Regions from separate parts of the Homo sapiens genome. Here region 2 is linked to region 1. Evidence: chromatin contacts called from ENCODE POLR2A ChIA-PET data. All regions are on one chromosome and are shown on one strand. The core of a region is the stretch at or near the end of the contact, and the rest is flanking DNA. Distances in the headings are between cores, read along the strand shown. Region 1 overlaps PRDM2 (PR/SET domain 2). Region 2 has its middle 130 kb from the start of PRDM2.

Region 1 (6,830 bases), core at 4,038-6,537:
GTGGTTTTGACTGGATAATTCCACATCTTAAGAAAGGGCTTCCCAAACAAACTTCACCAAATTCAAGATAAGAAAGCATTAAGTTTCCTTACCTTCTTTGGAGCCTCAAAAAGTGTTGTGGCATGAACAAAATGATTTGGGAGAATAATTAAATATAAACAAGATGCTGACCTGTTCTACTTCATAATCAATTTCTAGGTTTCTTTCTCACGTTTTTTTAGTAGCCTGAAAAATGTACCTAAAATCTGAAAACCTTACATATAAATAGTGACGAGGCAACTACAAAATAAAGAACCTAATTCAACTTATGGACTCAGCCCCCCGTGGCTGAAAAAACCAAAGTGGGAGGTGTTGTAGAGGAGGTGCATTTCCAGTACCTGGCAACCCTGAAAACAGAAGAGACAGCCACGCCCTCGAGAATTGCTTACTCTCAGCTAAGAAGAAAATCATGTTTCCCCCTTTAAAGCCCATGACAAATTTTACAATACTGCATCCTGATGAATTAACTACAACATCGTTTTAAAATATTTTCAAGGAGTAAAAATTTGACATAAATATGAAACAAGATACAATGAAAACACTCAAAATTCATTCTTCACATTTGGTTACAGAAATGCCCATATGAACAATGGTCAAGCCACATGACTAATTAATCAAATCAGGCTACGATATATCCACAGAGATAAATTTAAGGAAAATCAAGAGGATATACATTCAGATTTTGGCAGGTGGCTCCCAGTGAGAGAGTATTGATAAGGGTATGATATTTCTATCTGATTGTATTTTCTCAGATGAGCACTTGGTTACATTACACACAAAAAAATGAATACATGATTTTTCATAAAGAAGACGCCAACAAAAGTAAAAACAATGAGATAATTGAAAATGTTTTTATTGGTTGAGACAAAATATAACACTTTAAAATTTTGTAAAATACGCAGTTTTACAAGTGCTATTTGGAAAAAGCCTCTACTTTGTACTTGGCCTAGATGGCAAAAAGTACTGCTCAAGTGTTTCTCTCTTGTCTACTGCCTACCCATAAAACTCAGGAAAACCGTTCAGGAAAAAAACCACAATCCCCAGTAACATCAAACCCACAATGGACACACAGTTATAAAGACTTTAAAGGGATTAAAAATACAAGAGATACCATTAAATAGCCAAAAATGCTTAGCATTCAAATTACCCTGTTAACCTTTTGGTAGACATCTTTCAATTCCATGCTACACATCATCACTTCAAACAAAAAAATCATCTGTTTCCTCTTTCCAAACAGCCACATACCCCATATTCTTTTTCCTGTTCACCGCACTTGGTTCTTATACCCATCATTATTTAAATCAAATATCTAATTTAAACAATCATGTTGAATGCCTGCCAGTATTAACCTAAGGGTCGATGTCTTGGCAGTTGGCTGTGATCATCATTCTTTACCTCAGCCTTTATTTTGCTTCTCTTAAAAATGCAAAGACTAAGCAACGGCATTTGAATATGCCACATTTTAGCAGAGGTTTATAAAAACAAGAGCATTTACAGAGATACTAAGCTACCTAATCACTCGGCCCACCATGAAATGAGGCACTTTTATTCCAGCACAGGTTTTCAGACTCAGCTCCACTGCTGCTGATCAAACAGATCCCACTGCTGTGGAGGATCTCAACTGTGCCCCAGCCACCTCCTGCCTGCAGCTGTGCCTCTATGAGCACTCACGGACCGACACATCATCCACATAATCGCAGGGGAGGATGTAAAGTTCCATCCACCAAGGGAGCCAGGTAAAGCCGGGAAGCCTGAGGAGCGCGCGCTGTGGACCTGGCCTTGCTAACAGGCTCTGGCACTGAGAATGGAGCCTTTCAGAAGCACACAATCTTCCTTGGTGCTGGTCTCCAAGGATTATCCCACATTGTCCTTGAGCTGAGGCTTTTCTATTTTTTGCCAATATAGGGGTAAAGTAATGACCACAGGGAACAAACTGAGCCTGGGAGGAAGGCTCACAGAGGACTAGGGCTTGAAACAGGAGTCCTTCCTAGGCCAGCGTCCAATGGCTGGTGGAAAGGGTCTCTCAACCTATGCACTCATTTCACCTGCTCCCAGCAGGTTCCTGTGTCTCCAAGGTTACTCGTGCTCCCTGCAAAGAGCTGACGCTAACTGAGGCGAGACAGTGGGCTAGGCTCTTGTCCCCTTCCCCAGTGTGGTGGTGGCACTCACAATAGTAGGTCCTCAAGGTAAGTTTGGTCCACAAAAACAGATACCCATAAAAGTGAAATAGCATGAAACACTGCTGCGCAGCCCTTGGGCCATGATTTGATTAACAAGAAATAATCCCATTCGAGGCAGATGGGAACCAGCTCTGATATATACTGGTAATACTGATCGGATACTGTTGTCAAAGAGAAGTAAATGAGGTAATGCACAAAACGAATGCCACACAGTGCCTGGCACAGACTCAATAAATGGAATCGATTGTAAGGAGTATCCACAGATGCTACTAAACAAATTACAGAAAGTGCACGCCTACAAATCTAAATTGTCGGCATATGTTCCTTCATATGAAGACAATGGCGTTCTGCTTCCACTAACAATTCCTAATTCATCCATTTGTTTTGTTCATTTGTTCTCCGCTGATTCACAGGATCCCACCCAGATATTATTATAAAAATGTACAAGTCCAATGAAGACAGAAGTTAGAGAGAATTCTGTCACTCACTCACTCATGTCCACATCAGTATATACTAATGCTCTAACAGTGTAAGCTGTGAGTGTATTTCATTTTTAAAGTCTGTAACCTACTGATTTTATTGCTCCTAACTGTCTCTGCTTGAGTTTGAAAACTGAACATACTGGTTCACTGTGGTGGTTCTTAATCTTTCGGAGAGGAGACTTCTGAGTATCAAGTAACACCTAAGGCCCTTCTCCCCAGTCACAAACGGACGTAAACACAACATTTGGTAGACAACACTGGGGGTCAGGGACTCCTGTGTTATTACAAAGTTAAGCTGTGAGTTTGTACAAGCATTGTGTATCAACAGAAGGAATGTACCTGTGCGACTGCTGAAAAAGAACTCCAACTCCTCAGAAAGCCCAGTCAAGATGCTGCACAGATCATCGGGACATTTCTTCCCGGAAAACTGGTATCGTCAAATTAATTAGCACCTTCTAAGAAAACTGTCCTTTCGTCCATTTGTTTTTTTCCTGATTTCACACCCAGAAAGACTGTAAAAAAAAATTTGTCATATACAGCCCTGAAACTGCTCCCACACAATTACTTTCAGGGCTGTCTGATAATTTAATACCTAAGAAAATGTTAAGAAAAATTCATTCACATAAAATCCTCTTATAACTGTCATGAGTGCTTTGGACCACATAAAGGTAAGACGAGCAAACAGTGAGACGTGTTTGCTTCTGCCCAGGCAAATGGAACAAATCAAATTCCAAGAGTTACCTAATGCACCAACCTATGTCACCACAGGTGTCCTCGTTTGGTTAACAGTGAAACAAGACAGCTTTTAAGAGAGAAGCAGGTTTCTTGCACATGAAGAATTCCTTAGTGCCACGATGTAGCTATTTAGGTGCAGATCCAAACAGGCCCTTTACTCTTAACTAATTTGAAACCCACTTAATTCACTCCACGATGCAAAAGGAAAATATATGGATTTTAAGAGAACTTGTTACACAAGATGGTGAAACTGCTCATTTTTTTTTTTTTTTAGAAGTGTGCCAACCGGCCAGAGAACGGCAGTTACCACAGAATGTATTTTGCTGGTGCCCACCATTACAATGGGATGAACCAAAGGTTGGTGTGCCAGGAATGTTCCTATAATGTTCTCACTTAATGCTCACAGCAACCTTGTAGGGTAGGTAGCTCATATTCCCATTTTATAGACAGAAAAATTAAGGACCAAAACATGGAGAGTAACCCATCCGAAGTCACAATGCAATTAACTGGTGCAGCTGGTATGTGAATCTGGTCTCTTAATTCCAAAGCTATGTTCTGGTGTATCACAATAAATTCTGCATGCTGCACATCTCCTAACACTCAAGGTATAGCTGGGTCAGCAACTTTCCCCCTCTCCCCTCCAGCCAACATACACGCACACTCCAGGCTCATTTTAAACAAGCTATCCATTTTCAAAGTACTGATCAATCTGCATCTAATGCAAAAGCAACACTGAAGCCCAAGCAGTATATTCCCACCCACTAAAAAAAATTTTTAGGCAGGTTTTTTTTTTAATGTGCTTAGCATAGAAACTGAAGGTAGGGGGAAGCACAAGAATCATTTGCTATGAAAACAAAGTTCACCAATTCCATGTACTTTCTGACAATCACCCATGAGATTTATAGGATCCTGTCTTTAAAACTTAAAAGGGTCAGACAGAAATTGAGTAAGTATCACTTTTTCTTGATTTAATATTTTCTGCACTCTACTACAACCCCAAATTTTATCTTGGCATACAAACAGTAATTTACATTATCTTCTATCCTGAATTCCTGGATTTATAATAACTAAAAATAGGTATTAAGCTTACCACTCAAATTTGATCTTATCAAACAAGCCCATGACCCACCTAACAAGGGAAGGACACTGTGGATCACACCTTTAGCAATTAACAAAATTCCTAAAATCAAGTAGATTTGGAATCTTAAACCCCTGGTCCAAAAATCCAAGATTGAGACCACTGACAACATATGATATTTATTATTATTATTGATACTTTTTCCTTATTTTCTTGGATATCAAAGGGAAATTATAATTTCAACATTAGTGCTAATCCTACAAAAATTACAGTCCATCGTGTGTAAACAGTCAAGGAGATTGTTCCACATATAAAAGATCAAAACTACAACTATTATCATCATGGTGCTGCCCACAGCGTAAACCTGCTACAGAAGATTAGAAGACTTGGGACCCAGCTATGACCAACATTAACATCGTCATGGCAAAAGCACCAAGACAAGAGGTGGACAGTAGGAACTCTCATTTCTCACAGGCCCTTAGACATTCTGCTTATGGCCAGTAATCTCTTTATTCCAGAGAAGCAGGCTCTGATAATCCCAAACATGAAAGACAAAAATGTAGCCAACAGAACCAGAAAGGCATATCCTACATCTCAAACTGGCAACAGAATGAAAACTGAACCTGAGAGGCCAAATGGTAAAAAGAATAACAAAAGGCTCAGAAACTGCATTGTTGCCCATTCTAAACGGCATTGCAACTTCAAACATTGCACATAATTCCGTCTTGGGGTTCTAAACATGGGTGAACAAACCAGTTTGCCTTCATTTTTCTGGCATGTGGTGTTTCAGGAAATCTACAAAAGACTGCCCCAAGAGGTAGGTTTATAAATACAAGAAAAAAGATTGTTTATCGCTGTAGTTTTCATTTAAAAAAAAAAAAAAAAAGGGTAGGGGAATTTTAGCCTAAGCAATGCTGAATTAGTTTTCTTTTTAACCGGCCAATCCTTTGCTACTCTCCATAACTGGTAACAGACAGCTAATTCACTAAGAGTGAAATTAGTTTTTCATCATTCAGACACTGATTAAACTAACAAGAACATATAAAATTGAAAGTCATGAAAAGTATCAAATTAGCAGTATTTTAGATGTTATATTCTTATCTTATAAACTGTTATTTTTATATACCACACACACAGTATCATTATCTTATTCATTAGAATAAATCTCTTGCCTCTGAAACTATTCAAATAGTCTATTAAAAATAAAAAATGGTATGTACTTTTAATATATAAGCATCTAAAATAACTACACGTTGACTAGATTATTAAAACTTTCATCAAAATATTTTTAAATTTCAGGATCATGGCCACAGAAGCAGGAATAGCAAGCAGCTACAATAAATGCTCCAGAACACTGAGAATTTTCTAGTCTCTTACCCAGAATCCCTTAGGATATTTTCTTAATATACGCACCAAGTTTTAACCTTTTAAACAAAGTTACCTTCTCCTATTTTTCAGAGAACAGGTTAGAACAGAAAGAAAAATGCTAAAGACCTTTGAAAATTGAAAGCATAGATTACAAACTGTAGTTCTGCCTTGCCTACAGTATGTTTGGGTGGTTGGGGCGGGTGTTAACTACTTACTTTTTTTTTTTTTTTTTTTGAGACAAAGTCTCACTCTGCTGCCCAGGCTGGAGTGCAGTGGTGCGATCTCGGCTCACTGCAACCTCCGCCTCCCAAGTTCAAGCGATTCTTGTGCCTCAGCCTCCCGAGTAGCTAGTATTACAGGCTCCAGCCACCACCACGCCCAGCTAATTTTTGTATTTTTAGTAGAGACGGGGTTTTACCATGTTGTCCAGGCTGTTCTCAAACTCCTGACCTCAGGCGATCCACCCACCTCTGCCTCTCAAAGTGCTGGGATTACAGGTGTGAGCCACCGCGCCTGGCTACGACTTACTAAGTCTTAACAATCAAATAAAGTACTCTCAGTAAAAGTTCCAAGTAGAAAAAGCCACATTACATTTGGCTACAAACTCAAGCAGTTTTAAAAATTTTATATAGACATACATATTCTAAGAATCTATTGTGGGATAAAGACAATGAGGAAATCAACGCGTGCCCCTCCTTAGGAAAATTCAAGAGCACACATGGATAGGTTAGGGTGACTCTTTTCACCTTCTGGTCTTCTTTAATGCTTCTCCTCTGGTATGAGTCAAGCAGCTAGAATAGGAAAGCTTTATCAGCAAACAAAACCTCTTAGGAAGGTACTGCTTCAAATAGTTCATGTGCATTCCTCTTAAATGAAAGTTAAAAAAAAAAAAAAAAAAAAAAGCTATCCACCTCTGCAAATAAACATTTTGGCAAAACAAATAAAAAA
Region 2 (6,821 bases), core at 4,194-6,693, 73 kb before region 1:
TTGATGAATCAGATTTCATCAAAATTCAAAATGTTTGCTTTATGAAAAACCCTGCTAAAAAGATAAAAAGACAGGCTGTAGACTAGAAACATATATATATACAAACCACATAGCCAACAAACAACTGATATGCAGACTATATAAAGAATTCTCAAAACCCAACAGTGAGAAAACAATTCAATCAAAACGTGGGCAAAAACATGAGCAGATATTTTACTGAGAAGGAGATACAGATGACAAATAATCACATGAAAAGATGTGTACCCTTAGCCATGAAGGAACTGCAAATTAAAACCACAGTGGCAAAAAAAAAAAAATTAGTGCCAACACCAAGTACTGTCAAGAGTGCAGAGAAACTGAATCACTTGCACATTGCTGATGGGAGCATTAAATGGTACAACCACTCTGGAACAGTTTGGCAATTTCTATAAAGGAAGGAAGGGAGGAAGGGAGGAAGGGAGGGAGGGAGAGAAAGGAGAGAAAGGAGGGAGGGAGGGGGCGTTATCCAGTCCACCATTGATGGGCATCTAGGTTAATTTCATGTCTTTACTATTGTGAATAGTGCTGCGATACTGATCATAGCCAAAAACTGGAAATAAATGCCTTTCAACAGGTAAATGGCTAAACAAACTGTGCAACATCTGTAACATGAAACACTACTCAGCAATAAAAAGGAACAAACTATTGATACACACCACAACCTGGAAGAATCCCCAGAGAATGATGCTGAGTTAAAAAGCCACCCCCAGCTGGGCGCAGTGGCTTATACCTATAATCTCAACACTTTGGGAGGCTGAGGTGGGAGGATCACTTGAACCCAGGAGTTCAAGACCAGCCTGAGCAACATAGGGAGACACCACCTCTACAAAAAAAAAAAAAAAAATTTTTTTTTAAGTAACCAAGTGTGGTGGCAGGCACCTGTAACCCCAGCTACTCAGGAGGCTGAGGTAAGGGGATCAGTTGAGCCCAGGAGGGTGAGGCTGCAGTGAGCCATGATCCTGCCACTGCACTCCAGCCTGGGTGACAGACTAAGACCCTGTCTCAAAAAAAAAAAAAAAAAAAAACCCAAACCCCAAAAGGATACATACTGTATGATTCCACTTATATGACATTCTTGAAATGACAAAATTATAGAAATGAGGAATTGATTAGTGGTTGTCAGGGGTTCAGGGGAAGGTGGGGTGGGAGGGAAGTTAGTGTGGCCATAAAGGGCAATATGAGGGATTCTTGTGGTGATGGGAATGTCATGTATCTTGACTTATCACTGTCAATATCCTGGTTGTAATGTTGGATTATGGCTACCACTGGGGGAAGCTGGACAAAGGTACACAGAATCTCTGTATTATTTCTTAAATTAGATGTGAACAATCCAATTAGCATATGGGCAAAGAAATGTAAGACACTTCCTACAACTACATGCAAATCTACAATTATCCTAAAATAAAAAAAATTTAATTAAACAAATACAACGAAGTGATCCCCATGAAAGTTAGGACAGCAATTACTTCTGGAGGGAAAGTGGGAGCTGTGATTGGGAATGAGTAGCTGGTAACATTCCCTTCCTGATCTGGAGGTAGTTATAAGAGAGTTTCTATAATTTACCAAACTAGACATTTGTTTTGTGTGGTTTTCTGTACCTGTGTTTGTTTTTACAATACGTTAAAAAAAAAAAAAAACAGCTACTTTGTCTGTCTAGATCCTGGAGTTAGCAAGTAGGAGAAAGTATTCCTAGTCAGTCCACAATTGACATGTATTATGAGCAAGAACTAAGCGTTTATCATCAGCAACTAAGATTCTGTTGTTTGTTACAGCAGCGTAATCAGCACATCCTGACTGATACTTATGCAGTAGGACAGTTTATAGATAAGTCGCCTGAATTCCAGGGCCCATTGGTTCACTTAGAACCAGTGAACCTAGCAAGGAATGGCAGTGTGCCCTTGGCAGTGGGGGTAGAGAGGACCGTTTGATGATGTTAAGTAAGCAATGACTAAGACAAATTCCCTGCATAGGTTTCAGACTAAATCGTGCCCCACTCCTCCAAATTTATCTGTTGAAATCCCAACTCCCAAATACACCTCAGAATATGATCATATTTGGAGATAGGGCCTCTAAAGAAGTAATTAAGGTTAAATGAGATTATATAGATGGGTCTTAATCCAATAGGACAGGTTCCCCACACAAGAAGAGGGAGAGACACCAGGATGTGTCTTCACACAGAAGAAAAACCATGTCAGGACACAGTGAGAAGGCAACCATCTGCAAGCCAAAGAGAGAGGATTCAGGAGAGACCATGCCTTCTGACACTTTCATTTTAGGCTTCCAGAACTCCAAGGTATTTCACTATGGTGATCAGAGCAGACTAGTACACCCCAGTACACAAGTTGTCCACTAAAACATCAGATGATCTTCTTGTACCGATAGAACAGATCGTTTCATTCAGCTGCGCCGACCATCCATTGCAGGTCGCTGCCTACCTATGCCCAGCACATTACAGAGTGCAGCAGGGGACAAACAGGAAGCCTGGAACCAGCACTGAGCATAAGCACTCTTTCAGTAGGGGCAGGACTGGGGATTATGGTGTGGCGGCAGCTCCATCAGCAGAGAACACACCTCTGCCATCACTGTCAAATATCCCTGAACCTCTACCCTCACCTGCAAGGGATACAGCTGCTTCCAACAGGGGTGACGAGCAGGTGCAAGCACAAATCAGTCACTTTGGTCCACATGGGCAGAGTCAGAGGGTGGCTGGCTGCGTGTGTCTCTTGTCCAGCAGCCTATGTGGTGCTACCACCTTCCAAACAGATGAGATTCCAGGAGAGCGCTCTTCTAGAGTGGGGGTCACCCAGCTTGCTCTGGCAAGTTTCAAGGGTTCTTAAATCTACAGGGGACTCTTCAGGTCTACCAAGGTCTGGGGAGGATGGTCCAGGACACAGTCTCCTGCTGTGAACATGGGAAGAACAGTTTTCCCAGTCCACAAGTGTCCTCCTGGATTCAGAAGAGACTCTCTCACGTCCCCGTCCTAACCCCCAAAGCAATCATCCAGCTCTTGTCATTTGTCTGTACGGAGAATGCAAGCACACCTTTACACAAGAGGTCCTTTCACTTTTCATAGGGTTGAATGCATCCCAGATATAAAACATTTGCAACAAACTGCAAAAGAAAAATAAATCTTGGGGCCCCCAAATCATCAATGTAAAGGGAAAAGTCAAGCTGGGAATTGCTTAGGGCAAACCTGCCTCTCATTCTATTCAAAGTCATCTCTCTGCTAGCTGAGATAAATGCGTATCTGATTGCCTCTTTTGGAACCGCTATTCAGAAACTTAAAAGAATACAACCATTTGTCTCTTATCTACCTATGACCTGGAAGCCCGCTCCCCACTTCAAGTTGTCCTGCTTTTGCTTCGAGTTGTCTCACCTTTCTGGACAAAACCAATTTCATCTTACATATATTGATTGATGTCTCATGTCTCCCTAAAATGTACAAAACCAAGCTGTGCCCGGACTACCTTGGGCATGTGTCGTCAGGACCTCCTGAGATTGTGTCATGGGTACACGTCCTTAACTTTGGCGAAATAAACTTCCTAAATTGACTGAGACCTGTTACAGACTTTTGAGGTTCACAAAACGTTATGCTAAATGAGCCCAATTTAGGAAAAATTGGCAAAACATGAAAGGCTGAAAAGAAATGCAAAGCTGCTGTTTGAGCCCTCCTCACTGCTGCAGACAGACCCAAGGACCCTGCATTCAGCCCCCACTTCCACCCAGCATCCTGCAGCCAGCAAGGGACTGGCTCTGAACCTTTGTCCTCCCACGTCACAGGTGGGCCGTACAATAGTGCTGACCTCAGTGTGACACGGAAAGGATGGAAAAGCTCAATGGGGCCATCATAAAGACTCTATTCCTGAAATGTTCTTAAATTGAGAAGCAATCAAAAGCTGGGTGAGGTGGCTCACGCCTATAATCCTAGCACTTTGGGAGGCCGAGGCGGGCGGATCACCTGAGGTCAGGAGTTTGACACCAGCCTGGCCAACATGGTGAAACCCCATCTCTACAAAAAAAGATACAAAAATTAGCCGGGCATGGTGGTGGGTACCTGTCATCCCAGCTACTGGGGAGGTTGAGACAAGAGAATCGCTTGAGCCTGGGAGGTGGAGGTTGCAGTGAGCAGAGATCGTGCCATTGCACTCCAGCCTGGGCAACAGAGCAAGAATCTGTCTCAAAAAAAAAAAAAAAAAAAGTAAAAAGTAATCAAGCCTTCACTTAGGCTAATCTGTTCCCTTGTATCTTCTATGCCACAGGTCATAGCTCTGTCCCGAGGCCACACATTGGGTCCTGTATTGAGGGAAAACATGGTAAGCATTTGGGGACAATGACACCCTCATATTGCCCTTCCCACCCCCTCTCTTCCTGTTCACACAACCTCACATTCTCCAGGTTAAAAAGATCTTCCTGCTTTTAAGGAAAAGGGCTGCGCACTGGGGCTGCTCCTGCATGGACCGACAGCATCCACTGGGGACCCAGGGAGGGAAGGTGATCATAAGAGACAGAGACATACCAGAGAACAGGCCTCATGTCAAGAAGAGGGGATGGAGGCCCCGAGGAGCTGTACCCAGCTCAGGCCCCATCTAGTTGACAGGAAAGGTCAAACTAGAGTCCCCTCCCAACCACTGACTGGCTCAGCAGGTGCAGCGTGGAGCACATACCTGTTCCCAACTTGCACACGCACGGAAAAGATCCCACCAGAAGCAGTGAGTAGGTGTATGATTTTGGAAAGGGCAGTGTAGGGGAAGCTACAATAAGCAAACAAAGCTGACCCTGGCCATCCAAGGTACAGCTTTTCAGCAGCACTGATGGCACCTTCTGCCACTCCCTCCCTTCTTCACATTCCTCCTGCCTGAGGATCCTGCTCCCTGCAGGTGCCTTCACAGGGATGCTGTGCCACAAGATTTAGGTTTGACCTTCAGGAGCAGCAGGGTCTCTGCAGAACAGATGTACATGGAGCTGGTGCCAGATAAGCCCACCTAGAATGCCTGGCTCGGGAGGCCCATGTTAAGAAATGATTGGCCCTTTCCCAGCACAATGAATGGGGAATGGTGGGCACAGCCCCCAGTTGAGTCACCCAGCATCATCTCTACCTCTGTTCTGCTTGGACAACAGCCTCTCCCTCAAGTCCATGGCTTCAGGATGACACAGTGGGCAGCACCTTGTCATAGAAATCAGGCTTTTTGGTTTCATATTAGGTGTGCACCGTTAAAGATCTAAATACAACACAAACAAACAACCCAGAAGGGAAAAGATTGCCCATGCTTGCTCTCTGCATACAAATCCTTCCCATGCCTCTCTTCCACGTGGCTGTACCCAGAAGACAAAGGGCACGTTGGTAAAAATGTAATTTCCGCAAGACAGTGGAACCCAGCCAAGCAGGCCTCAGGGTAGCTGGTTTGCACCTGGATCCCTACCTGTGCCAGGAGGGCCTTGCTCTTGGACACTCTCCAAGTTTCTCCTACCCTCCTCTCCCAGCAGGAGCCTTGCAGTGTCCCCTAATTTAGAGGAGATGAAACTGGAGTGTTATCAAGCAAACCACAGAGCCTTAGGTGGCCAGGGAAGAGCCTTGGATCACAGACAGCTGCAGCCATTGGCGGATGCTCCACTGGGATTTGAGCATGGGGCATCTTCCACCTTCAAGAACCAGACCAGTGGCTCGCTCCACCATTTGTGACCTCAGGGGAGGTCAACCCCTTTAAGCCTGTTTCCTCCTCCACAAATATAGGAGCACCAATGGAGCCCACCTCCAAGAGGGTTCCCTAAGGCAAACACTTCCAGTGCAAGGCACATGGTGTGTATCCAATAAGACTGATCTATCACTGCCTCTCGACACGGTCATGCCACTCCCTCAGCAAATAATCATAGTGTGAGCAAATATGTACCAAACTGTCAGTGTCTGTGTGAAAACAGAAGTAACCTAAATTCTGCCTATATTATGTACCCCTACAAACATCATCATTAAAGGTAATGTAGAAGTAATAATCATCTTGAAGTTTAAAAGTCCAGCGTGATTAACATCATACCTAACGCTTACAGTTCACATCCAAAGCCAGGCACTAAGTGTTTTGATGTAACGAACAATTTTCTTGATAACCCTGTGAGGAAGGAACTATGATCATGCCCACTTTATAGATGAGAAAACTGAGGCACGAGGAGGTTCAACAACTTCTTGAGGTCACACAGCAGGTTGATGTCACAGCCAGTTGCTAATATTTATATCATAAAAACCTAAGGGATCAGGCACTAAAGGACCCATCAGACTGGGCGTGGTGGCTCACACCTGTAATCCCAGCACTTTGGGAGGCCAAGGTGGGTGGATCACCTGAGGTCAGGAGTTCGAGACCAGCCTGGCCAACATGGTGACACCTCGTCTCTACTAAAAATACAAAATTAGCTGGTCGTGGTAGCACATGCCTGTAATCCCAGCTACTTGGGAGGCTGAGGCAGGAGAATTGCTTGAACCTGGGAGGAGGAGGCTGCAGTGAGCCGAGATTGCACCATTGCACTCCAGCCTGGGCAACAAGAGGGAAACTCCATCTCAAAAAAAAAAAAAAAAAAGGCCATCAGTGGCAGGATTTCTTTGGATTTTCTCTATTTTTATGGGGTTAATAACCATGTACATCTTCTAACTAGAAAATAGAAAGTTTTGTGTTTAAGCAATCACACGCAAGAATTTCCCCATGCCTCAGTGCTGAGGTAGGACACACATGCTATGAGCTCCTTAGGGCACACCCCAGGCCTAAGAGGTCACAGAGGGAGAGATGGCTCATAGTGGA

The links. ChIA-PET counts read pairs that join two places held with the same protein, here RNA polymerase II (POLR2A).
Region 2: POLR2A ChIA-PET joins it to region 1 with 11 read pairs in activated naive CD4-positive, alpha-beta T cell. The contact joins two enhancer-like sites. POLR2A ChIA-PET finds 5 or more read pairs at or near these places in 4 of 52 experiments (MCF 10A, OCI-LY7, WTC11 and 1 more).

What each region holds. Positions count from the first base shown.
Region 1 is chr1:13,757,733-13,764,562 of GRCh38, reverse strand. The region is part of intron 6 of PRDM2 (PR/SET domain 2); the gene reads right to left. Among named protein-coding and RNA genes, the nearest start is that of PRDM2, 61 kb to the right of the region's middle. Within about 2 kb of position 5,287, at least 8 of the 41 ENCODE cell types and tissues checked have a DNase peak (open chromatin) inside an H3K27ac peak, as active enhancers do.
Region 2 is chr1:13,831,338-13,838,158 of GRCh38, reverse strand. No RefSeq gene overlaps it. Among named protein-coding and RNA genes, the nearest start is that of PRDM2, 130 kb to the right of the region's middle. Within about 2 kb of position 5,443, at least 2 of the 41 ENCODE cell types and tissues checked have a DNase peak (open chromatin) inside an H3K27ac peak, as active enhancers do.